7 separate regions of the Mus musculus genome follow, and all the other regions are linked to region 3. Evidence: chromatin loops called from intact Hi-C (ENCODE). Cell type or tissue: heart. All regions are shown on one strand.

Region 1 (4,000 bases), 130 kb after region 3:
CGCCCATATCAGCACAGCCATGCCCTCCCCTGCCACGGAAGAGACACTGGAGCCTCCACACCAACTGACATGCACAGAAGGGTGACCAGCAGAGCTTCCCTCCACTAATGCTCCAGAGAATCACTGCTGATGCCCTGCTGAGCACACTGGTTATTTCAGGGCCACCCCTGGTCTCCACTTAGCACATTGTAGAATCAGTCCCCAGCTTCCATACCCAATGTACTGGCAGCTACCTAGTGAGGAGCCATCAGAGGCTCTGGGTGAACATTGTTACTCTCAGGCTGTCTGACTCAGGCTGAGTTGTGATGCAAAGTGGCTTAGCATCACTGACAACAAAGAGAGTACTGTCTTCAAACAGATACAAACTTAAACTTTTCATCTGCTGGGGGGCTGGGGGTGGGGGCAATCACTTGGAAAACGGCGACAGTTAAAAGCCATCTTCAACCGTCAGCCAAGTATACTAAATCTTAGTTGCATCAACTCTAGTAAAAACATTTTCATTAAAGCAAGTATCACATTACACTCCCCCGACAAACAACTCTCCCGTGTCAAGTGCCATGGCCTTCATACAACAACGAGTGGCAGATAAACTGGGTCTGAATCAGGACCACCAGCCTCCAAAGGCCAGGCTTTTTTATGCTCTCCAAAAATATAACTACGGAACCTAATACAAGTCCTTATACTGGCACAAAACCCAGAGGCACTAAAATGAAAGGACTAGTTGACTAGCTTCTGTCAGAGGAGAAGGAAGCCAGTTGTTGTAACCCCAACGTACACTGATTAAAGGCCATCCTGTCTTAGCTTTGACTCTGAAATTGCTTTTTTTTTTTTTAGAATGAAAGATTAAAGAATGTTTAAAGAAGTTTCAGGTTTTAAAGAAATAAAGACAAGATGCAAACCAAAGTGGCTGCCGGTTTCCCCTGGGTGCTTTCTGAGCTCTGTGCGAACACTGCTAGAGCCCACTTTCCTTCTTATGCACAGAGCTGCCGAAAGATCAGAGTGCTGAGTCACTGGCCTCGCCAGTGAGTTCATAACTACTTTCCTAAGCAGCCAGTCATCTGAATTGCCACAACAGAAATCACTCTCAGTGGCTAGGTGACTCCTGGCACACACAACCCACTCAATGAAAAGCTGTCAAACCACTAGCCTGTGAATTCTAGAAAAGCTGTAATTAAGCTGATTCTAACCATCAGCCCTGTTTATATTATTAAAAACACACGTAGTGATTAGGGAGTTTAGCACAGGGAATCACAGAGGCAAGAAACGACACTAGAGGTCTCCTGATCTCCTACTGACTCGTTACTATGAACAGAAAACCTGACCCCTTGTACAAATCAATGGAAATCTGGGAGCAGAATCCTCCTTGGCGTAGACAAGTATTTCAAGTCCTAGTGTGAGTCTCCTCTACAGCTCTCTCCCAGGCTCGGCTCTGCCTGCTGTCCAGATCCCACGGACTCGCTATGCACCGCTCGCTCGCTCCTCATCATTTACCTGCTGACTGTTGAGGCTTGCTGGTGGGTGAGCTGCACTGGGCAGCCTGATTCCTGCTAATACTGAGCAATGACCGGCGAGGCAGACAAGTACCCAGCCTCTCTGACCGCTCTCCTGAACACTATAAATGCCACCATACACTAAGAGCAAATCCATGATGGAGGCCTAAAGCAAACAAAAGCCTTGTCTCTAACAGAGGGCAAAACACTGCCAAGGACTTCAGAGCAGACGCCCTGCTAAGAACCTTCCAGAGAGTGAAGGGTGCTAATCTCATCTGTTCCTAACTTCCCAGTAAATAAATTAACAACTCCTTTTAGCTATTCTTCAAGCCATAGATTTTTTTTTTAAGTTAATTTAGACCAACAAGTTGACTCTAGCCTCTTGTGTCACAAACTGTCCCTTTAACCTCACTAGTGAGACATTCTCACAGCAGACATCGCAGTGATCCATGCCTCCATTGTCAGGACTCAGAGGGCTGAGCAAGAAAGTGGCACTCTGAGGTCAGCCCCAGCTACTGAGCTAGATAGACCCTCTTAGAAAAGGATCAAATGTGTGTTGGGGTCCAAGAAATGCTGATACATGATGCTTCCTGAGGCAGAAAACCTATAGTCTGGGCCAACCCGGGCTACACAGCCAAGTTCTCCCTGAGCTATTGCAACCTTGTCTCCATCCAAGGGGGTGGAGGGTAAACTGCTGTGGAAGTGTTGAGACACAGTGTAATGTATGTGCAAAACCTATTAAAGTACACTGTTGAAAACCATTATAGCACAAAGAATCCATTAGCAATCAACACTGACCTGTTTTGGTACTGGTGTCCACAATGGGAACATTCAAAATTCCAAGAAAAAGAATATGTAAAGAGGCTTTCAACATGGGGTTCAAGCTTTAACAGTACAGGAAGTGCAAACACAGGACTTTCCATGTCACCTGCAAAAGAGAAAAGAAAAGAAGAACGATTAACAGTCAGGACCTGCAAGAACAAAGGAAATCCATATGGTCCAGTCTCCCTCCACACATGTGTGAACACAGACTGGCAGAGTCAGCCAGTCAGGGTAGGCCTGGAGGAAGGTTGTGTCAACACACCAACATAAACTCAGTTCCCATGCTAGTCTCTTATTTCTGAAATGTTCTGAAAACATAAGGCAAGAATGGCAAGAATGCCACATGTGAGACCCATACTGTCCTCAGGAGAAAGTCCTCAGAACTGTAACACTGTTAAACTACAACAAAAACCATGGAAAGGAAAAGTTTAGAGTCACATCAGAGTTGGTCACAAGCGTTCAGACACGACTTCTGTTTGGAGCAGGTTTGCTATGCAAGAGTAAAGGATCAGTTCTAACTCCCGCACTCGTCTCAACTGTTAGTCCAGTCCTTGCATGATTAAACTGCTGCCACTTTAAAACTAGAGATGGGAGACATTTTGCTGTCCTTAAAACAAAGATGGAACCATGACTGATACCTTTCAAGAAGGCAGTTTAATAGGCGAGCACCTCCTGAGAGCCCCACCCCATTGGTTCCTTTCCTTCTCATCCTCAAGGGAGCTTACAAGGCCCAGGAGACAGTGTGTCCCACCTCCTCCCGAGACCTTCTTCTCAGGGTGCTGTCCTTCTCTATCCTGGAACTACAGCTGCCTACAACATAGCCAGCAACTGTTGTGATAACAGGACAGATAGCAGGTTTCATTACTTTCTTAGTCAGGGTCTCTATTCCTGCACAAACATCATGACCAAGAAGCAAGTTGGGGAGGAAAGGGTTTATTCAGCTTACACTTCCACACTGCTGTTCATCACCAAAGGAAGTCAGGACTGGAACTCAGGCAGGTCAGGAAGCAGGAGCTGATGGAGAGGCCATGGAGGGATGTTCCTTACTAGCTTGCCTCCCCTGGCTTGCTCAGCCTGCTCTCTTATAGAACCCAAGACTACCAACCCAGAGATGGCACCACCCACAAGGGGCCGAAATTTCCCCCTTGATCACTAATTAAGAAAATGCCTTACAGTTGGATCTCATGGAGGCATTTCCTCAACTGAAGCTCCTTTCTCTGTGATAACTCCAGCTGTGTCAAGTTGACACAAAACTAGCCAGTACAATTACCCAACACCTGCAATTACAAAGGCTATTTTAATAGTTCTTTGCAATATATTCCCATATGTATATTTATATTTGGGGAGGTGAAGAGACAGGGTCTCACTAAGAAGCCCTGGCTGTCCTGGAACTCACTATAGAGACCAGGCTGGCCTTGAAATCACAGAGATCCACCTGCCTCTGCTTTCCAAATTCTAGGATTAAAGATGTACACCAACACATCCAGCCACTGCTATTTTTATATACAAATGTAAGTCAGAACATCTTTCTTACAAAGAAAGATAGAAATCAGCCTCCAGAAATGGCATCTAAATGAGTTGTGGACATTTACTACACATCTGTGATTAAGTCACCAGACTTTAAATTCCAACTCTGCTGTAACTAAATAGTAACTAGGAAGGCGAACAATTTATAATTCACAGGAACA
Region 2 (4,000 bases), 520 kb after region 3:
TGTAGAGGTAATGAGAAATGGGTGGTAGTCCCAGCCTGAATCTTTTTCTGAATCCAGATATATGCTAGATACTGTAACAAATTACCTGAGGCTAGACGCTTTATGAAGAAAAGATGTTTGTTTTGGCTCATAGATGGGGTAGGGTGATGAAGTTCAAGATCAGGGTCTGGTCAGTTTCTAATGAGGGTTTCAGAGACTGGATATTCACTGCAGACAAGGGAAGCAAGTGGGGGAGAAAGACCAAGTGGAGGCGCCATGTTTATTTTGTAACATGAAACTCTAGTTTCATGAGACCTGCCTTACTCCCTCAAAGATGGATGCTAGTCCCCAAGACTGCTATGGCCCCATGACCTATTCACTTCCTACAAGGCCCTATCTCTTCAAGGTCGTCAATACCAGGACACCACGAACTAACTTCCAGAAGGTGAACCATTGGGAGAGACGTTTCATCCAAAGCTGGGGGATCCACTTTAAAATCTCATGTGCTTCCTGTTCCCCAACAGCCTTCAGCGACAGCCCCTGCATCCTCTGACAATCCTTGACTGAGTCACTGATGGTGGTGGCTGTAAAATACAATCCCTTCACTTTTCATAGACCTGTGGGCATTTAAAAGTCCAGCTCATTATCAGCTACTGACTGGTAGATGGTCTGTAGGTCAGTCTCAGCCCCTCTGAGCTGGTGTCTCCACATTTCTGACACATCCCACTTAATTCCTGCATCACCTGCTTTTTGAAACAACAGAATGTTCAGGGCTCACTGTGATGGTTTGTATAAGTTCGGCCCAGGGAGTGGCACTATTAGAAGGTATGGTCCTATTGGAGTAGGTGTGTCACTGTGGGTGTGAGCTTTAAGACCCTCACCCTAGCTGCCTGGAAGCCAATATTCTTCTAGCAGCCTTCAGAAGAAGATGTAGAACTCTCAGCAGTTCCTGCACCATGCCCGCCTGGATGCTGCCATGTTCCTGCCTTGATAATAATGGACTGAATCTCTGAACCTGAAAGCCAGCCTCAATTAAATGTTGTCCTTGTAAGAGTAGCCTTGGTCATGGTGTCTGTTCACAGCAGTAAAACCCTAACCCTGTGTTTATCTTATCCCAGAGTCAAACACGCTCGGACATCTTTTGGTGAGAAGGACAGATCAAAAACAAACATGAGGCCTGAGGGCCCTTGGGAATCAAACAAGGCAAACAGCTTCGTTGTGGGATACAGTCGGAACTTCTGCTTCTCTTTCTGGCCTTCACATTGTCTCCTACAAAGTGGTGGCCCTCAAGGTCCTCACAGGATTCATTCACTGCTGTCCCAGCTTCTGCCATCCCCTGGCTGGGGCAGAGACAGGGAAAACACAGCATCTGAGGGTCTGGAAGTGGCTTGGACTTATGTCCACTTTGCCTTGTTGCTGAATAAGGCTTTGGTTTCTCTGTGTGCCAGGGGTGGGGCGGGGCGGGGGCAGTGGCAGCTCAGGAGGGGGATTGGGAGCACATGTCCTAGACTGTCCAGAGGCCTGAGGTGAGGGAAGTTTCTCTGGCTTGTAGGGCTGGAATTAGCAGATGAAGTTTCTAGAAGATATTTTACCAACTCACTAAAATTCCGAAGCCTGTTACTTCTAAAAAAAAAAAAAAAAAGGCTGTCAGGGTATTTACCCACTTCCCAGGGTCTTTAGAGGAGACGTCAGGAGCCGGCATATCCAGTGTTTGGCACGGGTCCTGATCTGGTGGACGCTGTGTGAAAATGCCATCTGGGTTTGTGGTTGCTTTACGGAGGGAGGGGTCTGGGGAAAAGAAGGAAGAGAGCCGGTTGACATAGCTGTCATTTGCTGGCTCGACATCTCCTAACCAGGTCAGCCCTTCCACAACTGAACAACGGCTTTTAAAAATTTAATTACTTTTTAATGAAGTTGAAGGGAGACTTTGGAGCCAGCTACCTGGCACCTTCGTGAGATGAATTGGTGTCACAGCGGGAGAGATGGATGAGTGAGGAGATGAGGTTTCGCTGAGCACAGAAGGCTGTGGAGGGGAGGGAAGGCAGGAGGCTTGCCTACAGGGAGCTAGCTAGAGCCCACATCCCTTGGAGGTTACAGGTGTCCCGGGCTTCAGTAGATAGAGTCCAGCAACAACAGGGTTGGTCCTCTGACTCAAAGGTTACCCAGTCAATGCTGATTTAGTGAGTCTTGTATTTGTAGGCTTTATATTGCTATGATGGAAGACCTGAGGCTCCTAACTTAGAAAGAGAAAGGGTTATTTTGGCTTATGGTTCTGGAGATTCGTGTGTAAGACCAGGAGCTGGAGAGCACAGTGTAGCATGTCAGCGGCATGTAGCAAAACAAAATGTAAGTCATAAGCCAGGAAGGAGAGAGAGGAAAAGAGGGTGGGGAGAGGGAGAGGGGAGAGAAGAGGAGACGAGGTCCTATAACTACCATTAAAGAAAGGTTCACCTCTAACGACCTAATCCCCACTTGAATCCAGCTCTTGAAGTTTTCAGTCCAACCAACAGCGCCACCTAGAGGCCAAGAGTTTATACTGTAGGGCTTAGGGGGAAATGGTCCAATCCAGAGCCTCTCAGGTCTCTTAAGTCATCTTGGGTGGCTCTTCTCCGAAGGTCACTCCCAACATCTGATCTCGTGTGATTCTAGGGCGTCCGCTTGCTCTCCGGAGGCGTGTGGCAGACCGAGGGAGGCTACCTGGAACTGGCAGCAGCGTCTCCCTGGAAGCAGGCAGCCTCAGTCCCTCGCGGAGGGTATCAGGAGGATCCTCCCCCATCTAGGATGAGCAGAGTGCCTGTCTGAGGACAGAGGGTCACAGGGGTGCAGCTCTGGGTACCTTCCTTTGTCTCTGCCCCCCTCAGCCCTCCTTCACACCAAAAGATCTGATCCATCTCAAGGGTCTTGAAGTCACAGCGTCACTTCCTCCGTGCTGCCCTCCAACGTGGGCCATGTACGTTGTCACTGGACACTGAACCTGTGGGTTGGCTTGCCTCCTGGCCCTCCGTGGCCTGTTCTGCAGCAGCCTTCTCAAGGACTGTTGGGTTGCAATGCTTGCCCAGCTTCGGACCAACCCCGCCTGTGATTTTGTTGGACTGGTGGCCTGGATGGTCTGCTGTGGATGCTCTAAGACTCGTGCTTTCTGGGTGGTTATCCGAGTGGCTTAGGAGCAGCTCAGAATTGCTTCCCTGGAAGGGTCATCCAGCTTCCACAACTGCCCGGCCTCGCCCTGCCCGACCTGCCCCACCTGAGCCAATCTAATCTTGGAGTCAGCCTGGCCTAGGGTAGCATTCTTTTTGCCCCTGGGCTGTTTTTACTGACTCCCACCCTCTGTGCTTTCTCATCCCTGGGGGCGTGGGCATCTCTTTTTGTAGCCCAGGCTGGTCCCAATTTCAAGACCCTCTTGCTTCAGCATCTTTAGTGTGAGAAACAAGACCCCTCACTCTGTAATAATAAATTTGAGAGAGTAGGAACACAAAAACAGTCTCTATTTTACAATTCTGCAGAAATGAATATCAGCCAAGCAATGAACGGCTGGCACATCAGTTTGATACAAAGGGTACCCCCCCCCCCCAAGCCTCTGATTGCAAAAGAATTCCTCCCCCTAGGCTGGTACTCCAGAGAGTTGTAACCTTCAAATTCCTGTAGCATGGCTCCCTCCCCAAATTCCCCATCCTATTAGTTCAGGAGTCAAAGCCTTACTTAAGGTATTTTTATTAAATGTATCCTTATTAAATGTATTCTTATTTAATGTATCCTTATTTGATGTATCCTGGAGCCTAAGAGCCCCTCCTTTTCTGACCTTGGGCTCAGCCATGCAGCCGACTTTTAAGCCCAAGGATGAACTGAGGGCACCCGGACAGGCAGCTTCCAGCCACTGGCCAGGGAAGTCAGGTGCTGAGTGCCTCCTGCAAATCTGTAGTTCTCTGATCAGCCCTAAATACTTGAATGGGCACCGGGGTTCTGGTGTCATGCTGACTTGCCATGCTGGTTTGGTGTGTTTCCCACCAGCTGGATTCATCTT
Region 3 (4,000 bases):
CAAGAAGTGAGTGGTACCCAGGCTGCCGCGCATCCTCTCCCACACAGGCCTGCTTCCTGCTCTCCACTATTTTCCAGAGACCTGGTGTTTGGCTGGACAGGATGGCTCCAGCCTTCCCCTGCCAGGCCCACGGCCTCTGCTGATATCAAGAGCTTATGGTGAGACCCTGGCAGGACTGCGCAGGCCCAACAGGCTGCCAGCCACAACCCCACCCCTCACCCTCAGCAAAGAGAACAGCAGCAGCCTGCCTCACCAGAAGGGTTTGGGCTGAGCTGGCAAGGCAGCGACAAGCAAAAAAGTCTCACGGGTTTTCCATGGCGCCACAAACTGGATACAGGGCTCCTGTCTAAAGCCGGATGAGGCTTCATCCATTGAGCTGCTGGTCCGTGCAGCAGTTTATTTAAAGAAGCCACATAGAGTCCAGGTCCGGGTGAGTGGATTTTGGCTTGCCAGCAAAACCGGAGACAATATCAGCTCATGTAAACCCTCTGTGTCCTGGTAAGATAGAGTGGATCTCTTTCACACTCAACTAAAGAAACCGAAGCTCGTGTGAGATCGCACCGATAACAGAAAGAGATTCTGGGGATGAACCCTGAGCGCTCCCACGCTGCCTCGGCCATTTCCGAGCACAGACACAGATCTTCCTGCTGTCCTGCCTGGGATCATAGCCCCAGTTCTGCCTCCTTGTTGTTGTGTAACTCTGTAGGGTGGCTAAATACGTCTGTGCATCATTTCCTATGAGAATAAACATAATACCTAGGGTGTGAAGTTGTCTGTGGATTAAATCAGTCTGCATTCATGAAGGTTGGGGAATGTCACCATATGCCCTTAATCTTGCTTCTCTTTTCTGCATAACTAAGTTTTGCCAGCTCTGGTCTCTACACGTCTAACCCTTATAAGCCAATTCAGGCTATTTTAGCACTAAAGAATTTCCACAGCAGAGAGGCTGTCTGCTTTCTCCCAGTTGGACATGGTTAGGCGATGCCCACATTCAAAGCCACTCCCCGCAGAGGGGTCGGAATGACTGTGGGAGCCGTGACAGTCTCCAGGTGACACGGTACCCTCTAGCCTCTGCCAGATGGGTGGTGGGAGACACCCCCGCTACTGATACCCCCAGGGTGACCAACACAGAGTTGCCCCATCCTCCAAGCGTCCACTGTGCCACGGTGATGTGGTGTCTAGCAGGCAGCCTGCACATAGCACCTTCCAGCATACTGAACGGAGCCAGCAATTGGGTTTCCTTGAGCAGTCATGAATTCATGAGATGCTGGGATGGAGGACAGATTTGAAGTAGAGGTTAATGGAGACCCCTATCCCCAATTCTCAAATCTCTGTTGCTATCCATCATCTACCTCCTCACACCTATACCCGGAGACTCTATACTCCTCGCCTCTCTCTAGTCAGAGGGTCTAACCTGACAGAAAGGCTTCATGGGGCAGCCATGAAGCCCGCACTCTTGTGATATGATATGTATGGAAAGACACCCCCACCCATTACCACACCTTGATAGCTGGTCCCCAGCTGGCTAGCTGGTTCCCGCTGCTAACTATGTCACATTGAGATCTCCTGGGGAGACTCTAAGATGGCAGGAGAGGCACGTGGCTGAGTAACTTCCCTGGAGGACAGAGGAGAAGCTAGCCACCCAATCCAGGATCTCAGAAGCACACACACCACCCATCAAAGGTCCCTGTGATGAGCAGACATCCTGAGCCCTGAGGCCTCTCCCTCCTCTGAGGATAGCCGAGTCCTATCTGGCTACTTATACTGGATAACTACTATGGGTACTTCCTAGATTGAACCCTGAGACTTCCTCAGACTGAGGAACCACATCTAGCTCAATGTCTTGTTACTGGGCATCGTGTACTTCCCGAAATGGGAATCCTGTGCCCAAAGCAAGGCCTGGGCAGCCACCACCCACCTCCGCAGATCAGTCCTCCCACTCCCTGCTCAGAAAAGGTGCCCTTATCCATGTTAGCGGGTCCTCTACTTGATAGGGAAAAGATCATGACAGGAGCCTGCAGAGCAGAAGTGGACTGTAGGCAAAGCAGCATCAAGGGGATCGAGGCCAGAAGAGGCAACGCAGGGACTATGAGATCATGAGGACACCACATGGCAGTTTGTAACCTACCAATTACCTGAGTTTCTTGCCTAAATGTGCCTCATTCACATAGACCCTAAAAACCATCCTCACAGAACGATTAGTCGGGCTGGACACAGAGAACAGAGATGCCCCAGCTCCCTAATTAACCTTTTTGCTCCAGTACTGGACATGCCCTCAGGTCATTAGAGCGGCAAGAGAGCCGCATGTGGGTATTCTGGGAGTGGCCACTAGATGGCGCATCCGCCCTGCCAACCCCGGAGCACTGTGTGATGGAGCCTTACCCTTTAATGAGCAAGCTGCTCCCTAAGGACCTCAAGGCAGGGAAAGCCGCAGCCTCCCACCAAATGTTTCAGGTTTGCTTATCCTCAAGCGTGAGAACATTTCCCCAGCACCACCTGGCAAAGTAAGAGCCAGCCGGATACAGAGGGACTTTGGCACACAGATAAACCACCCACCCTGCTGCCCTCCCGGCTATATGTGGATCTTGCTATGGGTCTCAAGTTTACGTAGATCAGAGATGCTGGAGGTTTAAGCAGGAGTGGTGTGAAGGGCTAGGGCGATGCTCGGCGGTAGTGAGTATCCCGCCTGGTCCTGGGTGTGCTGCCCCCAGAACCGACAAGAAGAAAGGAGATGCCATCGCTATGCCGCTACTCAGCACATGGCCAGCCAAACTCCTCCGGTGGTGGCTTCGTTTCTCAGTCTCACATGGAGGCTCACACTTGTCAAAATGTGAGTTATGTGAACAGAATAAAAAGGGAGAGAGACAGCTCTTCTTTTCTTGGTCCATAAAGCAGATTCTGAAAGGTTTGCACCTCCTCCATAGGACCCAAGTTCAATTCCCATCACCGGCATGTTAGCTCAAAACCATCTGTAACTACAGTCCCAGGAGATCTAGTGCCTTCTTCTGGCCTCTGTGGACACTGCACGTAGGCGGTGCAGACACCATACACCACATCCGCAGGCCAAACATCCACACGCATAAAATAAGACAATAAAGTAAAAATAGAACCATGTGCCTTATACAGGGTGTTCGGGAACAGACTGAGCTGGGCCCACGGTTGTATCTCAGAGCTACGGGAGGCCGCAGCAGATGCAGGATGCTATTAGGATTGTGGCTTTCCTACGTTACACAGATGGTGGAGGGGGCCTGCAGGAGAGAGGCCTGTTTCCTGGCCTCCAAAAATACTGCTCTCCTGAGCAACCGATCTCCCTTTATATCACTTGCTCATCCGTTTCCCTTGTTCCGATAGCTCCCAGGGCTGGTGGCCCACTGGAAGGACATGTCTGAGTCCACACGTGGATCTTCCATTACCGGTACCCCCTCCCGGCTCCTGCTGTGAAACACAGGCCCTTCCTTTTTACTGTACTTTCAACTTCTGTTGTGCGTCCCTTTAATAAGCTACCTCAAGTCCTTTCCAGAACAGAACAGAACATACACAAAGCAAAAGAGGCTCTGGAGACCTTTTCTCTGTGTCCTTAGGTTACCTCCCCAGGAAAAAAATTTCTAAATTTTCTGCCAGACTTCCCAAGCGGTGACATTTTCTATAACGCCTCTCCTAAGAGTTGCCGCTCATTTGGGCGGCTCCGAGTGGTGAGGTCTTCTACACAGTTTGAATTTTGCGTGTGATACACAGAGCCCTCATTTCCTGATTTTCAAAAGGCAGGATGTGTCTTCTAATTTCCCTCGGAGGATTTAGGTAGCTGGCTGGGGAGAAGAGATTCACACGTTTAAATTTGGTGCATCGGGAGGTTTAAGTAGCCGTGTGACAGTTTGGATCTTAATTGACTCACAAAAACTCTTATGTAAAAGGCATGGCTGCTAGGCTTGGGTCTGTCTGTGGAGAGATGCTGATCTACTGAGTCTGGTGGGAGGAAGTGAGGTCACCGGAGGTGTGTCCT
Region 4 (4,000 bases), 62 kb after region 3:
TGGCTTTCTTCTCTTTTCTTTGCTTGTCCATTCACGTGATGGCTGAGGATTGAACTTCAGCCCACGGCAAGCACTTATTGCTTGAGTCATCTCTATAGCCCTTGAAGTGGTCATTTTGGCTAGGTAATGAAAGGAAGGGGGTCCCTAGCTGCCCAAGAGTCTGTACCTTAGAGAGAAACACCCAGTGACTAGAGTAGGCTCTCCACTGTCCTGCCTGTATTTTTGTCACCTTCTTCCAAATGAAACATGTTCTGTGTAGAGCTGGTATATCTGAATGAAACTTCCCCCCAAATATTACTATTACATTTCTTTTCCGTTTGAATAGATTTGTATCTTTCCTATTCTTCTTCAAAACAAAACTGGCAAACCCATCTCGACTCTCGCTTCGAGGCCTAACCAGGATCTGCTCAGCTGGTCTTGCGGTAAATCGCCACGCTGTATTCAAGCTGAAGTGCCAGGATCTGCCTGTTTTGTAGAGAGACCGAGGCTACCTTCTCTTTCCTCCCCCCCCCCCAACCTTTGTAAATATAATAGAGGAACAATTTAAAATTCTGTTAGTTTGTTTGGATTAAGTTAAGGTAACGAAATACCAGGACACCGTTGACATACTATCGACACCAGCCAATAGGCTCCTTGCAGACTTAAAATTACTATACCCTTTTCATTACTACACCCTGCTTGAAAAGTGAGCTCCCAGTGGACACCAAGAGGGGCTGGAGTATTGTGACATTAGCGTGACGTTTCTCAGACTGTGTACTGACAAAAAAAGTGAGGAGGAAGGGGGAGCCACTGTGGTTAATTATGACACCCCCTCGTGGTGAGGTAGACGGTCTTTAGCATGTTGGAGCGTCTCGGGTACCACAGGAAGCACTTCCTTCCTGCTGTAACATTGGTTAATGACCCATGAACTTGGAATCTCGGAACACACTTCAGGGAATTACACATCTCTGAACACCTGTCTCAGCTCACACCTACACTTATCCATACTCACAAGGAAGAGCCTGCCGTCAACTAACCAAACTTTGACACAGGCTCACTAGCTGAGCTTATGTGCCAAGACCAGAGGCACTGAACTACATTCTCTGCACTGAAAGAGTCAAGGTCCAGCCTAGAGCAAGACAGGTGGTCAGACAGGCTGTTAGTCAAGGGTGTCTGACCTGCTGAACTGCACTGATGTTGGCTAGGGCATCTGTTAAGCCCGGCCTCTCAAGCTAGCTATATCCCGTGAAGGTCATAGCTCATGCTAAAAATAACACACCTTGGGCTTTTATGTTCATCAGTAGATATCACTTGACTTTCATAGCCAAGATTTCAAAATATTCATGATCCTACCAAAATCTGGGTTTTACAGCTTATGACAGATATGTTTGTGGGGTAAGTTGTGTACAGTACTGTCATTCTGTAAGAACAGGTACAACTTCACATCTTAAGTTTTAAATAGTAGGATTAAATGCATGCTTTTGGGATAAGGAAATGTCTTAGGGGTTAAGAGCACTGGCTGCTCTTGCAGAGGACCTAGGTTTAGGTCCCAGCACCTACGTGAGGCTTACAAGCCTCTGATAAGTTCAGATCCAGTGAGCTGACTCCCTCTTGTGGTCTGCATAGGCACTGCACACACATGGTGCACAGACATGCATGCAGGCAAGGCATTCATGAACATAAAATAAAAATAATTGACTATTTAAATAATCCTTTTTGTTGTTGTTGTTCCTCCACCTCTTCTTGACTCTTCTAGAGGGCCCTGGAGGAAAGACTGTTGCTGTGGCTTTCTGTTAGAATATCATCACCGCCTTCCTGGTGTTCTCCAGGCATAGGCAGACAGCCAGTATCCGGCTACACAGATCTCCAGCCTCTTGCGCAGCCTCCATGGGCGTGGCCAAGTGCTTGTCGACTGAAGGAGGAAGCGGTCCTCAACAGAACCACAGCAGTGTCTGAGCAATCCCTATCTGATCGAAAACTCTCTTCCCTTCGCCAACCTCTCCACACACGACTTCCCTATCTGCTTATTCTCCTTCACCTCACAAGGCTGAGTGATGAAGACTCGTGGATTTTGAAAACTGGGCTACAAGCCAGGCAGTGGTGGCACACGCCTTTAATCCCAACACTGGGGAGGCAGAGGCAGGCAGATCTCTGTGAGTTTGAGGACAGTTACAAAGTCCTCATGGTCAGTTCCCCGAAACACAACAATCACTCAGCGCTAACCTAGCACATCTTCTTACCCTTGGAACCCCCACACCATCATAGAATTTCTAAACCACTCCCACAGGCCATGCAGCTCAACCACCAGCCTTAGATACTTCTGCAATTTGGAGGCCAGCAGCCAGAGGAACCCTGGGTTTGTAGAAACAAAGTTTTTTTCTCTCCTGGGGGCAAGTGACAGACGTGAGATAGCGACAACCTGGCATAAGTGATACACATCTGGAATCCCAGGGCTGAGTAAGGCACAGGCAAGAGGACCACACATCTGAGGTTAGCCTGGCCTACACAGAGAAACTATGTGGAAAGAAAGAAAGAAAGAAAGAAAGAAAGAAAGAAAGAAAGAAAGAAAGAAAGAAAGAAAGAAAGAAAGAAAGAAAGAAAGAAAGGGGGAGAGAGAGAGGAGAGGAGAGGAGAGGAGAGGAGAGGAGAGGAGAGGAGAGGAGAGGAGAGGAGAGGAGAGGAGAGGAGAGGAGAGGAGAGGAGAGGAGAGGAGAGGAGAGGAGAGGAAAGGAGAGGAAAGGAAAGGAAAGGAAAGGAAAGGAAAGGAAAGGAAAGGAAAGGAAAGGAAAGGAAAGGAAAGGAAAGGAAAGGAAAGATCACCCAGGGTTGCTTCATTCACTGCCCATTGCCAGTATGGTGGAAACTCAGCTTCTAAGAATGTGCATGTGGGCAGGGGGTGGGGAGTGGGGACAACACACAGGCGGGTGGAGGGGTGGAGTCCATAAAATCTCAGGGTCACTGTGAGAAAGTAATCATCTGCACAGAGGGACACTACTCACCCCCCGCTGCTGGAGTCTGTGGTGGTTTTCTTTGAGCAATTTTGTCCCCAACCCTGATCAGAGATATCTTCATATCTCCCGCTCATGACATTTCCCAGGGACCCTTTTGTGTTATCTCCACAGAAGGATGATGCAAATACATTGGTGACAACCTACATAGTCATCTCCCTCTTCTTCTTCTTCTTCTTCGGATGGATTTATAATGCCTCTTAAAGTCTTTGAATGCCTTAGATTGACATTGACAATTAGGGAAGCCAAGCTCTAGATGGTAACAAAGAAATCTCCCTGTGGACCCTGCAGCAAAGGATGCCCTTAAGCTGGTAGGAGTATCTGCTAAGGAAGAGTGGGCAGGTGGGATGGAAAGTGAACATCCAGGGATGATCTGAAGAGGTTCCTAGGATGGTTGTGAGTGTTCCAGATGAGGCGTGCATCAATTTATAAGCTTAAGGACAAAAGGAGCCCCAGCTGGGGAACCTCAATGGAGAAGACCCTACCTGGGATGTACACATGCCCTACACCTCACAGAGAGAGTCTCTATGAGAAGTCATGCTCGCCTGAGAGCTCTGTCTCATCCTCATCCCTCAATCCCTTCAGTCCACAGGGAGCAAAGGGTAGCTGAGTGGGAGCCCCACTGGCTGCTCACACATCTGGAAGGGGCCTCAAGGGCTTTCTGAGTTTCCTAGAGAAACTCTCTGAGTTTGGTCCAATTGTCGGTGGCCATGATTTCCCCCCTTGAAAGTACCTTAGGAAGAATCAAATTCACTCCTGAGGTTGGAACTGACACCCACTCTCAAGGTAGCCCTCTATCAAAGCGGGGAGCCTGTCCTTCTGACTAACGGCAGGTATGCCTAGCTGACCCCAAGATGACTTAAAGGACAATCATGTTTGATTCATGTCACTTCAGGTTTGCAAGCCAAGTAGAACTCCACAAACCTCTTTCCAGAGCCACTCATGTGTCTCCCAACAGCTCTTCTATTCAAAAGTCAAGGCAAGAGGGCAGGGGACTTGCTCAGAGCCTCCGC
Region 5 (4,000 bases), 290 kb after region 3:
CGATAGGAAACTGCGGCCTCTCCGGGCCCCGGCCCAGCGCCGCCTCCGCCCGCCCGCCCGAGCAAAGTTTGATGCGAACACGGCGTGCTCTAAGAGCTGGGTAAACTTTAGGTGCACGAGGGGCACTTATTGTTTTTGCTTTTCGTCCCCTCCCCCTGCTCTCCTAGGCCTGTAATTCTCTTAAGGTCTACTGGATCATTCCTTGTACCCTGCAAAATTCACTAATGGACAGGGTGGATTTTTCTATCTTTTTTTTTTTTTTTAATGTTTGTTTTGTTGGTTTAAACAATTTGAAAAAAAGATTTAGACATGGTTTCAACGAGCAGTTAGGCATACAGAACAGACACTGACAGCGAATGCTTGAGTGTACCTGTGCCTACTCTTGAGATCACACTTTGAAGACCGTTTTTTTTCCCCCCTCTTCCCTGTGTCCTATGCCCTCATCTCTGTGGCTTAACCGCTTCTAGGAATTGGCTATGGTTTGCAGTGTTCTGCCTAGCTTTTATGGGAGATTGTCGTCATCATTGTGTTAAATAACACAAACTTTGGTTTGTCATGCCACCCTGAGCAGTTTGAAGCTTGTCTGTTTCACAGTTTTCGTTACTAACGTCTAATGCTTTATTTTAGAAAATCAACTAAACATGGGCAAAGGAGATCCTAAAAAGCCGAGAGGCAAAATGTCCTCATATGCATTCTTTGTGCAAACTTGCCGGGAGGAGCACAAGAAGAAGCACCCGGATGCTTCTGTCAACTTCTCAGAGTTCTCCAAGAAGTGCTCAGAGAGGTGGAAGGTAAGAGGGCTTTAGAGATGCTGAGTGCCTCTGAGTTGTAAATTAGGATGAACGGGCTGGGTGTTCTCCTTACTATATGACTATTAAAGTGCTTTAGGCTGGCATATTGAACATCTCTATGTCAAGTTTACAAATAATTCTTTCTAGACCATGTCTGCTAAAGAAAAGGGGAAATTTGAAGATATGGCAAAGGCTGACAAGGCTCGTTATGAAAGAGAAATGAAAACCTACATCCCCCCCAAAGGGGAGACCAAAAAGAAGTTCAAGGACCCCAATGCACCCAAGAGGCCTCCGTGAGTATGAGCTTATGAGCTTTTATTTTGAGTTGTTTAGAGTAGGTAGGAATTGATTGAGCCACGTCGAGTGCCTAGTGTTTGGTTTCTTAGCTGAGAATGGCTTGGGTCGTGTATTTGAGGGGTCAATGTAACTTAAGATAGGTGGTATTATTAGTGAAGGCATTTGAACTGAGAAACTCACTCCTTTGCACAGTATATCACTACGATTTTTGGTTCTTTTTGTATCTTTAGAAATTGCTCAAAACTAATTTAGAATGTTTTGCATCTGTATATATGTCTGAATGTTTACACCCTACCCATACTATGGTATGAATTACTTAAACACTGCAGAGCAGTACAGAGTTGAGTGTTTAGTTTGTTAAAATCCTAAAAGTACATTTCTGGTTTTAGTTCGGCCTTCTTCTTGTTCTGTTCTGAGTACCGCCCCAAAATCAAAGGCGAGCATCCTGGCTTATCCATTGGTGATGTTGCAAAGAAACTAGGAGAGATGTGGAACAACACTGCAGCAGATGACAAGCAGCCCTATGAGAAGAAAGCTGCCAAGCTGAAGGAGAAGTATGAGAAGGTAAGGAGGATGACAGGATACCCAGTGTTAGGGGATTATACTTGATAACTCGTCTTATTTCCTCTTTGTTTGCAGGCTTCGTTGTTTTCATACAGGAACGGCCAATAGTGTGTTCAGTTTTCCTATAATCTGATTTGAGCTAAGGCCTTTAAGCTGTTTTAGTTGTATTTCTTAGTATGTATCCAAATTTGGGGGAAATTTGTAGCTACTTTTGGTGAGAATGGTTTCTAAATGGTTATGTGCATACACTACAAAAATAGATTGGGCAAAGTAACTGTACTGCCTATGTGCAAATTATTATATGTTCACTTTGGATTAAAATAAAATTGCTTAAACTTTAAGCTTGCCAAGGTAACTGTCATTAGAATGGAGGAAAATTGTAATTCGTATACATAAATTAAAATACCTAAAAGCTAATTTTTGTTGAGGTAATTTTTTCTGAAAATGTCTATTTTTTTAGATACACACCCCCAACCTCCCCCCAGTTTTCTTCTGTGGATTAAACTCTGGCTGTGAACCTGTAGAATGCTGTTTTGTGTTCAGAAGGTGGCAGTATTACTCTTTGATCAGTCTGCCTTCTAGTCCTCATAAACTAGAATTAGGATGTGGTATATAATTGCACTTCAGTGAGGCATAACAACACAAATATTAGTCTGACATTTCATGAGTTGTAGATTGCAAATTGTTCATTTTTATGTTGCCTTTTCCCTTGGTCTAATTATTTGGGAAGGTACAATGGGCCTGTGTGTTGTGGAGACTTTGTGAAGTTTTATTTTTTGTCTTTGTTTCATTCTCCTCTCCTTGTTTTGGAAGGATATTGCTGCCTACAGAGCTAAAGGAAAACCTGATGCAGCGAAAAAGGGGGTGGTCAAGGCTGAAAAGAGCAAGAAAAAGAAGGAAGAGGAAGATGATGAGGAGGATGAAGAGGATGAGGAAGAGGAGGAAGAAGAGGAAGACGAAGATGAAGAAGAAGATGATGATGATGAATAAGTTGGTTCTAGCGCAGTTTTTTTTTCTTGTCTATAAAGCATTTAACCCCCCTGTACACAACTCACTCCTTTTAAAGAAAAAAATTGAAATGTAAGGCTGTGTAAGATTTGTTTTTAAACTGTACAGTGTCTTTTTTTGTATAGTTAACACACTACCGAATGTGTCTTTAGATAGCCCTGTCCTGGTGGTATTTTCAATAGCCACTAACCTTGCCTGGTACAGTCTGGGGGTTGTAAATTGGCATGGAAATTTAAAGCAGGTTCTTGTTGGTGCACAGCACAAATTAGTTATATATGGGGACAGTAGTTTGGTTTTTTGTTTTTTTTTTTTTTTCTTTTGGTTTTCTTTTTGGGTTTTATTTTTTTCATCTTCAGTTGTCTCTGATGCAGCTTATACGAAGATAATTGTTGTTCTGTTAACTGAATACCACTCTGTAATTGCAAAAAAAAAATTGCGGCTGTTTTGTTGACATTCTGAATGCTTCTAAGTAAATACAATTTTTTTTATTAGTATTGTTGTCCTTTTCATAGGTCTGAAAGTTTTCTTCTCAAGGGGAAGCTAGTCTTTTGCTTTGCCCATTTTGGGTCACATGGATTATTAGTGTGTTATCTTTCATCTAGTTAGCTGGAAGAGAGCTTTTGTCCACATGCCCTGCCATTGTGGTAGGGTAACATTTTCATCCATAGTTGAAGAATCTCCTAAATCGTGATAGTTGGATAAGAGATATTATATAACCTACTTGGCAAAGCAAGGAGTGATCAATACTGTCACACCGTGGGACTATTAGGATCAAGCAATCTGAACGTCTGTCCTTGAAGGACTGATAGAAAAGTACCTTCTAATCCTTACACGAGGACTCTCCTTTAACCGCCATTACTGTGTAATGACAGTTATATTTTGCAGTTTCCCCTACTAAAGAAGACCTGAGAATGTATCCCCAAAAGTGTGAGCTTAAAATACAAGACTGCTGTACTATTTGTTGACCTTAGTCCCAGCGAAGGCTATCACAAGAACGCTGGCTGTAAAGCCTTTGCCCTTCTATCTAGATATGGATTGCTCAGGAAACTTGACTGTTTAAAGGTATTTTTAATTACTTGAGCCAGCTTTTAAAATTATGCCACATTTAAAATGAAGGGTATATTTTCCTATACTGTGGTTTGTCCCTTTATGAATCAGATACAAGAGGATAAACTTTGCATATTAGTACCATTTGTCCAATACATTTGCTTTTTCTTTATAAAACCCAAACTCATTCATTAATCAGGTTTAATCTGCTTAGTTTAGGGAACAATTTGGCAATTTTGTGGATTTTTTTTTGAGATTATCGTTCTCTTAAAGTGCCAGTGTTTTAAATAGCG
Region 6 (4,000 bases), 330 kb after region 3:
GAGGTGGAGACAAACATGGCTCCTGTCCTCACACAGCTTGCGATCTTGATTGCCAACAGGCAACGCTAATGTCTAAGAATAGCCCCAAATCGATTCACCATTACAAAAGTATTTCAGGACTGTAGAGATGGTTCAGGGGTCAAGAGCACTACCAAAGCAACTTACTGAAGAAAGCTTATTTGGCTTATGGTTCTAGGAGGAGAGGCCATAATGGTGAGGGAAGCCTGGAGGGGGGATTGATCAACACACAAACACACACACACACACACACACACACACACACACACACACATGTCAGCCAGGTACTCTCAAACTGTAGAATCAGCAGGAGACTGAGAGATCATATGTTCCATAGCAAATGTGGAACAAACAGAGCAAACACGAATTGAAGCAAGTCTATAAACGCTGAAAGCCCCTCTACCCTCAGTGACAAACGTCCTCCAGAAAAAGTGCCACAGCCTCAGACAGAGCCACCTATCGGGGTCCCAGTGCTCAAACACAGTAGCCTGTGGGGGACATTTCTCATTCAAACTACCACACATGCTAAAAGTCAGTGGCTGATATAAAGAGAATATTATATCATCTATTTAAAAGTTGCGCAGCCTGAGGTCCGGGAGGGTCTTACTGTGTATGGTCGCCAGGCTGATTTGGAACTGGTGACCTTCCCGCCCGGATTTCAGGAATATGCCATCATACCCAGCTCTAAATTCCTTTAAGAGACAGGAACAATTTAACAAGTTTAATATGATAGGGTTTAATAGATTACTATTAAACCATCCCAATGCATTTGTTTAGGGGGGCAATGATGGGGCAAGAACAGCGAGGACCTTGCCACCCCAAGGCAGCTACCTGGTTTCTAGAAGCTTCCGGATCCAAGCAGGGACAACATGGCTTTGCAATCCTCCTGCCCCAGCCTCTGGCAGGGGTGGGGTTACAGATGTGTAGTAGGATAGAGTTTTTTCAATGAGACAGAACTCTTTTCTTTTTGGAAAGGGTACTAACAAAAACACAGTTCAGAGAACATCCAATACAGGGCTTTGTATGCTTTTAAAACATTTATTTATTTGTTTATTGTATGTGTATGTGTAGCTTGTGTGTATGTGTGTGTGTGTAGCTTGTGTGTATGTGTGTGTGTGTAGCTCAGAGGACACAGCTTGTAGGATTAAGTTCTCTCTTTTTACCCTGTGGGTTCGCGTCATTAGGTTTGGCAGGAAACACCTTTACCTGTGGAGCCAGAGCTGTCTTGCTGGCCTGTATTGTTTTGTTTATCAGATAAAACAGGTAGAGATAAGAGTGCTTATGAAGAACTCTTTTTCCCCATCTAGACAAAAGGGGCCAAACACCAACCTTGAGAGGAGCTAGGCAGCTTTTAGCTCTCATCCCTACCTGCTCCAAACAGGCCAAGAGCCGAGATACCCAAAGTGCGTTATGGGAATTTGTGACAATCTCTCTGTCTTCATGATTAGATTTTTGCAGGCTACAAACCCCAGATGTTGGAACCACATGTTCTGTTAGCCTAGTGAGGAAAAAAAAAAAGTCTTTCCTGGAATTCTGAATTTTTAAAACATTTTAAAAATACAAAGAAAAAAAAAACCAACCCCCAAACCACACACACCAGTCCGAAACCAAGCAACAGATAACTAAAACCTGGGCTACATAGGACCCTAGTTCCTAACTTCAGCCAGAATCTAGGATACAGTTTCACAGAAGGGAATTTAACTATATAGTAGACAGTGGTTCCTAGGAGCAGTCCAGGGATGGGTTTGTGTGGAAATAGGCTCAGTGCTCAGGGGTTGGAATGTCTCTATCACTTCTGTCCCTGGGTATCACTTAAGTACTTAGGGTGAGTTCCAGTCTCACCCTAGACACCTGCTTCCCTCGTATGCACTGCGATGGGTGGGGTTAATCCTACCAGACCAACATTAGGTTAGCATATACTTGCTTGCTTACGGGTTCGTCTGCTTTGGGAGCCAAGGTCTTAAAGACTCATTGTGTCTACTGTATCCCCAGCACACGGGGTGGCTAACTCAGTCCTCAGCAAGGATTTTAAAACTCACTGTTAAGGAAGGAAGAGGGTTTAAAGAAATGCAAAGCCCCTCTTACCTAGAGACAAAGATCCTTGCTTGGTTTGAGAGCTGGGGGCTTTCTTCCCTTGAGTTTTCAAGCACTGGACACCAGAAATCCTGTTGCTGCCTTAAAAAATCCCTCACTGCTATTGAGGTCAGAGTGACCCGGACAGGACCTGGAGTTCCTGCTCACCCACTCAATCACTCCTGCAGGGCCTGACACCCAGTAAATGACCTGTACGTATTTGCTTTAAGAAAAAAAAGCACCCCACCCCCACCCCACCCGCGAAACAAGAGCCAGGGTGTTCGTAGGCCAGGAAATCCGTTCCTCTGCCTGCGTCCCAGCCTTTTCCAAGCGCCTCCATTTGCTGAACTCACAGTGGATTCAGAGGCCAGGAAAGCGACACCTGCCGGCGGATGGCCGAAGTGCGGCTCACCCGAGCCGGCTTCCTGCAAGCCAGACAGAAACTGGCCCTGGGCCAGGGCGCCTGCACGTGGTTTGCCTGTGCAAGCCAGTTCTTGATTCGGCTGCAATGGGCACAGCACGGTCTCCTTCTTTGAAAGATCTTCCAAAACTTCTCCACCAGGCATGTCTAGGGGAGCCCCCAGGTCTTCTGGCTTTGGCCCTGGGTAACATCTTTAGTCAGCCTGCACCCCTCCCCCCATGCCTACTGTTAAAAGGGTCTGGTGTGCCGTCTCTATATACCGCTCAGTGAATTCATTAATTTTAGCTCTACTAAATGAGTGGAGTCCCCTTTCCTGGCTCATTAGATCCTTCCCTGTGCTTTCTGTTTTGACTTGTAATAGCAGAGAACACAAGCTTGTTCCTCCGCCATCGCTGGTCGTTTTTTTTAAAAGGTTCCCAGTCAGCAGGATTGTTCGCTGAAAAGCTAGTGTGTGGTAGCAGTGCCGTTCACAGAGGCTACTACAATTCAGCACAAACACATCACATATAATTTACTACTTGCCTGGGCGAATGCGGGTCTAGCCTCAGCTTTATAATTACCCACTTTCATTGTCACCCAGGGCTGGAAGAGCAGCTCCCTTAAGGCTGGGAGACACCGGCCATCTATCTAGAGCTGCTGGTTTGGGGCTTGTCCCTTTAAGGAAGGAAGAGATTTGCGTTCTTGCAAGGCTGGCAAATGAGCAGGTTCTTCTAGCAGGGACGTTAAGGTGCCACCTACTGTCTAGGTGGATGGGTAGGATAGCCTGGGCTATTCTCTGCAGGTCAGAAAGTAAGTGGAGAGCCAGAAGTTAGTATGTGGGCTGTTGTTCTTCTCCCAGCTGCTGGGAACTTGTTAGAAGTGGGGATATCAAGGCACTGATGGGAAGACCATTGACTCTGCACTGAGCTTGCGTCTGCTCAGTAGGTCCCGCCCTTCTAAAGGCTAAGTGTGAAACCCAGGGAGTTCCTGCAGGTGGTTCTGATGTTCTGTCAAACGTGACAAGGGGCTGGGTGTAGCTTAGTGGTACCGGACAGCTGGAGAGGCAACCAGCAGGGCTGGGGGGTATTCCTATAATCCCAGCATTCAGGAAGCTGAGGCAGGAGGATCGAAAGTTCAAGGCCAGCCTGGGCTCCATTGTTAGACCCTGTCTCAAACATCTGAAACCCCAAAGAGATAAGTTTGCTAGCCTGTGAATTAGAGAAGGAAGCAGGGGGACTAGTGGGCAGACTCCAGGGAAAAGCTGGGCTGAAGCAGGAGAGTGTACCGTCACCGCACCTGGGTGTAGAGAAGGGGAACCAGCTTGTGTAAGAGTGTGCTAAGTATACGCTATCTGTGCCACACTGAGTGCCAAAGTACAAAAACCACAATTAACTTAACGAGCTTAATTAGCTTTATTTTAGGTGCTGTGAGTGAGTTTAATGTGACTACAGGTAGGACATCCACAGATGGAGGGATCGAGTGAAGCCACTAGAAGTCAAAGCAAGAAGG
Region 7 (4,000 bases), 270 kb after region 3:
ATAGATCAAGCACAGCTCTCAGAACTCCAATAGTGAAATTTAAACCTGATGCAGATGAGGGCCATTTTTTTTTCACACAGCGTCAAATACCAGGAGAACAGGGGGGCTTTGGAAGAACTGGCAAGAGGAGATCTTGCTGTCCCAGCTTTGACTGCCTGCTTAAACACTCAGGAGACCTGTTTATTCCTTTTTAAGGAACAGCTTCCTCAAGATGTAATTCACACGCCATACAATTTACCCACTTAGAGTGTACAGCTCTGTGGTCTGGGGCAGAGTCACAGGCTATGCAGCCATTACGATAATCTAATTTTAGAACTCTTCCAGAAGTCTCCCAGAAGAGAACTTCATACCCAGTAGCAGGCACTCCCCTTCCCCAAGAACCCGGCAACCACTGGTTTGCTGCTGTGATTATCCCAAAGCAAAGTGATCGTGTGGTTTGTGCCCTGTCTGTCCTCTTTCACACAAGATATTTTATCCTTCTAGATTGTATTAGACTTCACTCCTCTCTCTCTCCCTCTCTCTCTCTCTCTCTCTCTCTCTCTCTCTCTGTGTGTGTGTGTGTGTGTGTGTGTGTGTGTGTGTGTGTATGTGTATGTGTGTGTGTGTGTACATGTGCACATAGAGGCCAGAGGTCATACCATGTGTGTATGTATGTATGTATGTACACATGGGCACATATAAGGCCAAGGTCTCTTGGATGTTCATCAGAAATGTCCTTGCTTCTGAGGATAGGGACTCTCAATAGCCTTGCTTACTGATTAGGCTTGGCCAGTTAGCCTAGCCAGCCCTAGTCATCCCCCTGTCCCCAGCACTGGGATTGCAAACAGTCTACCAGATCCAGTTTTTTACACTGGAGAACTCTGGCCTTCATCGTTGCATACCAAGGCTCTACTGACGGAGCCATGTCTCCAGCCCTCGTTCTGTTTGACTGCCAGATAACTATGGCAAGCCTGATGGGAGAGGCCGAGAATCCCAGCTACTCAGATGGGCGAGTTAGGAGTTTCGTAAATGCAAGGCTGGCCTCAATAACTTCCTATGTGAAACCTTGTCTCAACAAGCTAATTTTTGTGGGGGGAAGAGGGACAGTTTTGAGACAGGGTAACCCTGACTGTCCTGGAACTCAGTCTGTAGACCAGGCTGGCCTCGAATTCCTAGGTGCTAGGATTAAAGGCATGGGCCACAGGCTGGAGAGATGGCTCAGTGGTTAAGAGCACCAACTGCTCTTCCAGAGGTCCTGAGTTCAAATCCCATCAACCACATGGTGACTCACAACCATCTGGAATGAGATCGGGTGCCCTCTTCTGGTGTGTCTAAAGACAGTGTGTGTGTGTGTGTGTGTGTGTGTGTGTGTGCATAACCTATTTGTCTCAACTTTTTTAAGAGGCTGAGAACAAGCTCAGTGATAGGTCTGTTCCTTCCGCTTGGAAGGGCCTAGGTTCAGCCCCCAGGGAAGAAACAAACAACACAGGCACTGTAGCTCACACTTTTAATCTCAGCATTCTGCAGGCAGAGGCAAATGGATCTCTGTGATTTGAGGCCAGCCTGCTCTACGTAGTGAGCTAAAGTTCAACCAGGCCTTCCTGAAAGCCCTGTCTCAAAAATCAAAAGACATGGCCACTTGGAGTGGCTAGGAACATTTGTTGTCCTTCCTGGGGACCTGCCAGCCACATAATGGCTCACACCCATCTGTAACTCTAGTTCCAGGGGATCCAATGCCCTCTTCTGGCCTCTGAGGGCACCAGATACACATGTGCTGTACAGAAATACATGTAGGTAAAACACCTGAGCATCATAAAGTTTTTTTTAAAAAGATGGGAGTGGGGACACACAAAAATTAAATCTGCTAAAAAAACAAACAAACAAACCTCCAACTGTACTAATATATCACATTTTTATTTATCAGCTCATTAGACGATGGACGGGTGAATTGTATACACCTCAGGGTATATTACAAAAAAACAAAAACAAAACAAAAATCGAACAATAAAAACCACTGCAGTGGCTGATCGTATGCAAGTTATCATGTGGACATAAGCAGTCATGTATTCTAAAAAAAACAAAACAAAACAAAACAAAAAAAACAACAACAACAAAAAACATGTGCTGCACTAGGTCCTGACTGAAATACCTGATAGGAACAAGGGAAGACAGCTTTGTTGTGACTAGCAGTTCAGTGCTTCTGTCTGCCTGTGGGTGGCCTGGCAGAGTCCCCGAGTTCCCAACTAGAGAAACTGAGGCAGAAGTTGCTCACATCCTGAGAGGCTGTGCAGCAGAAAGCATCCTGGGATCAGGAGACAGGCCAGACCCTTCGAAGGCTGGCACCTCAGAGCCTAGTTCCTGGGGCTAGATCCCGCCCCCCAAAACTTCCACAGTCTCCCAACATGGCCTGCCATGAGCTAAGTGACCAGACAAGCAAAACAGGAGCCTGTGGGACCTTTTGGGGGTCAAGCCACAGTGGGGCCCTCTTGATAGGAAAGCTGGTTTGATCTTTTGATGCGATTCTTCAACATTACAAAGAATGAACTTTGACAAATGTATTATTACTTTATGTTTTATTAAAATAAAAATAAAAATTTAACTTTGTTAGGGGTGTGTGTGGGGTGTGTGTGTGTGTGTGTGTGTTGTGTGCGCGCACGCTTGCGCACTCCCGAGATCCCTTGCTCGCCCTCAAAGGTGTGCTGATATAACTTTAGCAGTGCATTGTGTGCAGATCTGAGGACAATGGGCAAGAGTCAGTGCTTCCTTGCACTGTGGGTTCTAGGAACTGAAGACAGAGTCAGACTCACTCAGTGAATGCTTTTACTCAGAAGCCCTTCCCCGACCCTAGGTTACTACTTTATGAGGACTTTTGCTAAGGTCCCTCACCCAAATTTCATGACCACTGGCCTTGGAATAAATGTTAGAAATCAGCCCCACCACTTAGCCTAAGATCAATACTCTCAAGAAGGAAAGACCTGGGACCAGCAAGATGGCTTGTGGATAGAGGTGCTTGCTGCCAAGCCTGATGGCAGGAGTTCGATCCCTGGGACCCCCAGGAAGAAAGAGGACTGACTTGTGCAAGTTGTTCCTTGACCTCCGCATGCATGTACACACACATGTATGAATGAAGAAACGTAATACAGACTTTTTCTTTCTTTAATTCAAGGCCTGATCTTTGCTCTCTTACTAAGCAGTGAAAGGTTCTCCTTTAGGGAAAGTGATAGTATGAATAGCTTTGGTAGCCTTGGGGCTGCCCATGGCTAAGGCCACAGAAGCACGGACCTGGATCAGAAGGGCTCCAGGTGTCCCCACCGCTGACCCTCAGATATCACTCTCTTCTTGACTCAGGTCTGTCTCTGTGGATCCACGTAATGAAACGCCCTTCCTGAGCAAAGGTCTCAGGAAGAGCCAGAGGCCAGTATGTGGGGTTTGGATTGGGGAGTTGGGAATGGAAGGCGAGGCGATTACTTCTAGGCAGGATCTCACAGACTCTGTATGGTTTGGATCTTTTTCCTTCCATCTTTGGGGGTAAGCACTTGAATATATCTAAGTCAGAAAGAGTTCAAAGAAAATATTAAAACTAAGTATGGTGACAAGTGCCTTTAATCTTACTGCTGATGGAATAGGGGTAGGAGGATCGCAAGGGAAGTGGTAGCTAGCCTAGACTACAGAATTCTGTCTCACAAAAGGAAGGATGAAGGGAGTTCATGAAATAAATGTAGTATACTATGATTGACAGATTTACCTAGTGTTTTTAACTTAACAGGTTTCAGGGGTGCAGATAGGGCTTAGTGGTTAAGAGTCCTTACTGAAGCAGGGCTTTGGCTTCCAACACCTACACAGTGGCTCAAACCCATCCATAATTCCAATTCCAGGAGATCCAACATTCTCTTCTAGCCTCATGAGGGGACCAGTCATGAACATGGTACAGAGACATGGATTCACTCAAACACTCATACACATAAAAAAATAGTATTTTCTTTAAAAGAGGTCATAAAGGAGCTGGAGAGATGGCTCAGTA

What was found. Hi-C counts contacts between places; a loop is a spot of excess contacts. Peaks named below come from ENCODE experiments on the same cell type or tissue, not always from the same donor. Only the 100,000 strongest peaks of a DNase experiment are listed, where the experiment ranks them.
Region 1: it touches region 3 in a loop (2.7-fold over the local background); 4 of 42 quality-filtered maps call a loop at or near these places.
Region 2: a loop joins it to region 3, with 9 times the contacts of the local background. A loop is called at or near these places in 20 of 42 quality-filtered maps.
Region 4: it touches region 3 in a loop (3-fold over the local background); 9 of 42 quality-filtered maps call a loop at or near these places.
Region 5: it touches region 3 in a loop (4-fold over the local background); 8 of 42 quality-filtered maps call a loop at or near these places.
Region 6: a loop joins it to region 3, with 6 times the contacts of the local background. A loop is called at or near these places in 3 of 42 quality-filtered maps.
Region 7: it touches region 3 in a loop (6-fold over the local background); 8 of 42 quality-filtered maps call a loop at or near these places.

What each region holds. Positions count from the first base shown.
Region 1 is chr5:149,200,178-149,204,177 of GRCm38, reverse strand. Uspl1 (ubiquitin specific peptidase like 1) reads right to left here. Exons shown (of 9, transcript NM_001115149.1): 6 at 2,289-2,418. Among named protein-coding and RNA genes, the nearest start is that of Uspl1, 18 kb to the right of the region's middle. In heart, no CTCF peak of the experiment used is centred here; no DNase peak of the experiment used is centred here.
Region 2 is chr5:148,810,747-148,814,746 of GRCm38, reverse strand. No RefSeq gene overlaps it. Among named protein-coding and RNA genes, the nearest start is that of Gm36405, 3.5 kb to the right of the region's middle. In heart, a CTCF peak has its summit at 2,496 (motif pointing left); no DNase peak of the experiment used is centred here; H3K27ac peaks cover 330 bases; H3K27me3 peaks cover 634 bases.
Region 3 is chr5:149,334,397-149,338,396 of GRCm38, reverse strand. No RefSeq gene overlaps it. Among named protein-coding and RNA genes, the nearest start is that of Gm35704, 12 kb to the left of the region's middle. In heart, no CTCF peak of the experiment used is centred here; a DNase peak (open chromatin) is centred at 2,406; H3K27ac peaks cover 623 bases.
Region 4 is chr5:149,272,889-149,276,888 of GRCm38, reverse strand. All of the region lies in intron 2 of Alox5ap (arachidonate 5-lipoxygenase activating protein), which reads right to left. Among named protein-coding and RNA genes, the nearest start is that of Alox5ap, 9.9 kb to the right of the region's middle. In heart, a CTCF peak has its summit at 1,598 (motif pointing left); a DNase peak (open chromatin) is centred at 1,878.
Region 5 is chr5:149,047,379-149,051,378 of GRCm38, reverse strand. It overlaps Hmgb1 (high mobility group box 1), which reads left to right. Exons shown (of 5, transcript NM_010439.4): 2 at 628-791; 3 at 939-1,084; 4 at 1,478-1,652; 5 at 2,466-4,000. The coding sequence starts at 642. The coding sequence ends at 2,642. Among named protein-coding and RNA genes, the nearest start is that of Hmgb1, 3.7 kb to the left of the region's middle. In heart, a CTCF peak has its summit at 2,203 (motif pointing right); no DNase peak of the experiment used is centred here; H3K4me3 peaks cover 1,297 bases; H3K27ac peaks cover 609 bases.
Region 6 is chr5:149,005,402-149,009,401 of GRCm38, reverse strand. All of the region lies in intron 1 of Gm15411 (a long non-coding RNA gene), which reads left to right. Gm15408 (predicted gene 15408) reads right to left here and starts at 2,440. Exons shown (of 4, transcript NR_040429.1): 1 at 2,104-2,440; 2 at 1,387-1,516. In heart, a CTCF peak has its summit at 2,484; DNase peaks (open chromatin) are centred at 1,931 and 2,481; H3K4me3 peaks cover 1,376 bases; H3K27ac peaks cover 2,678 bases.
Region 7 is chr5:149,060,709-149,064,708 of GRCm38, reverse strand. No RefSeq gene overlaps it. Among named protein-coding and RNA genes, the nearest start is that of Gm30078, 5.1 kb to the left of the region's middle. In heart, a CTCF peak has its summit at 1,728 (motif pointing left); no DNase peak of the experiment used is centred here; H3K27ac peaks cover 755 bases.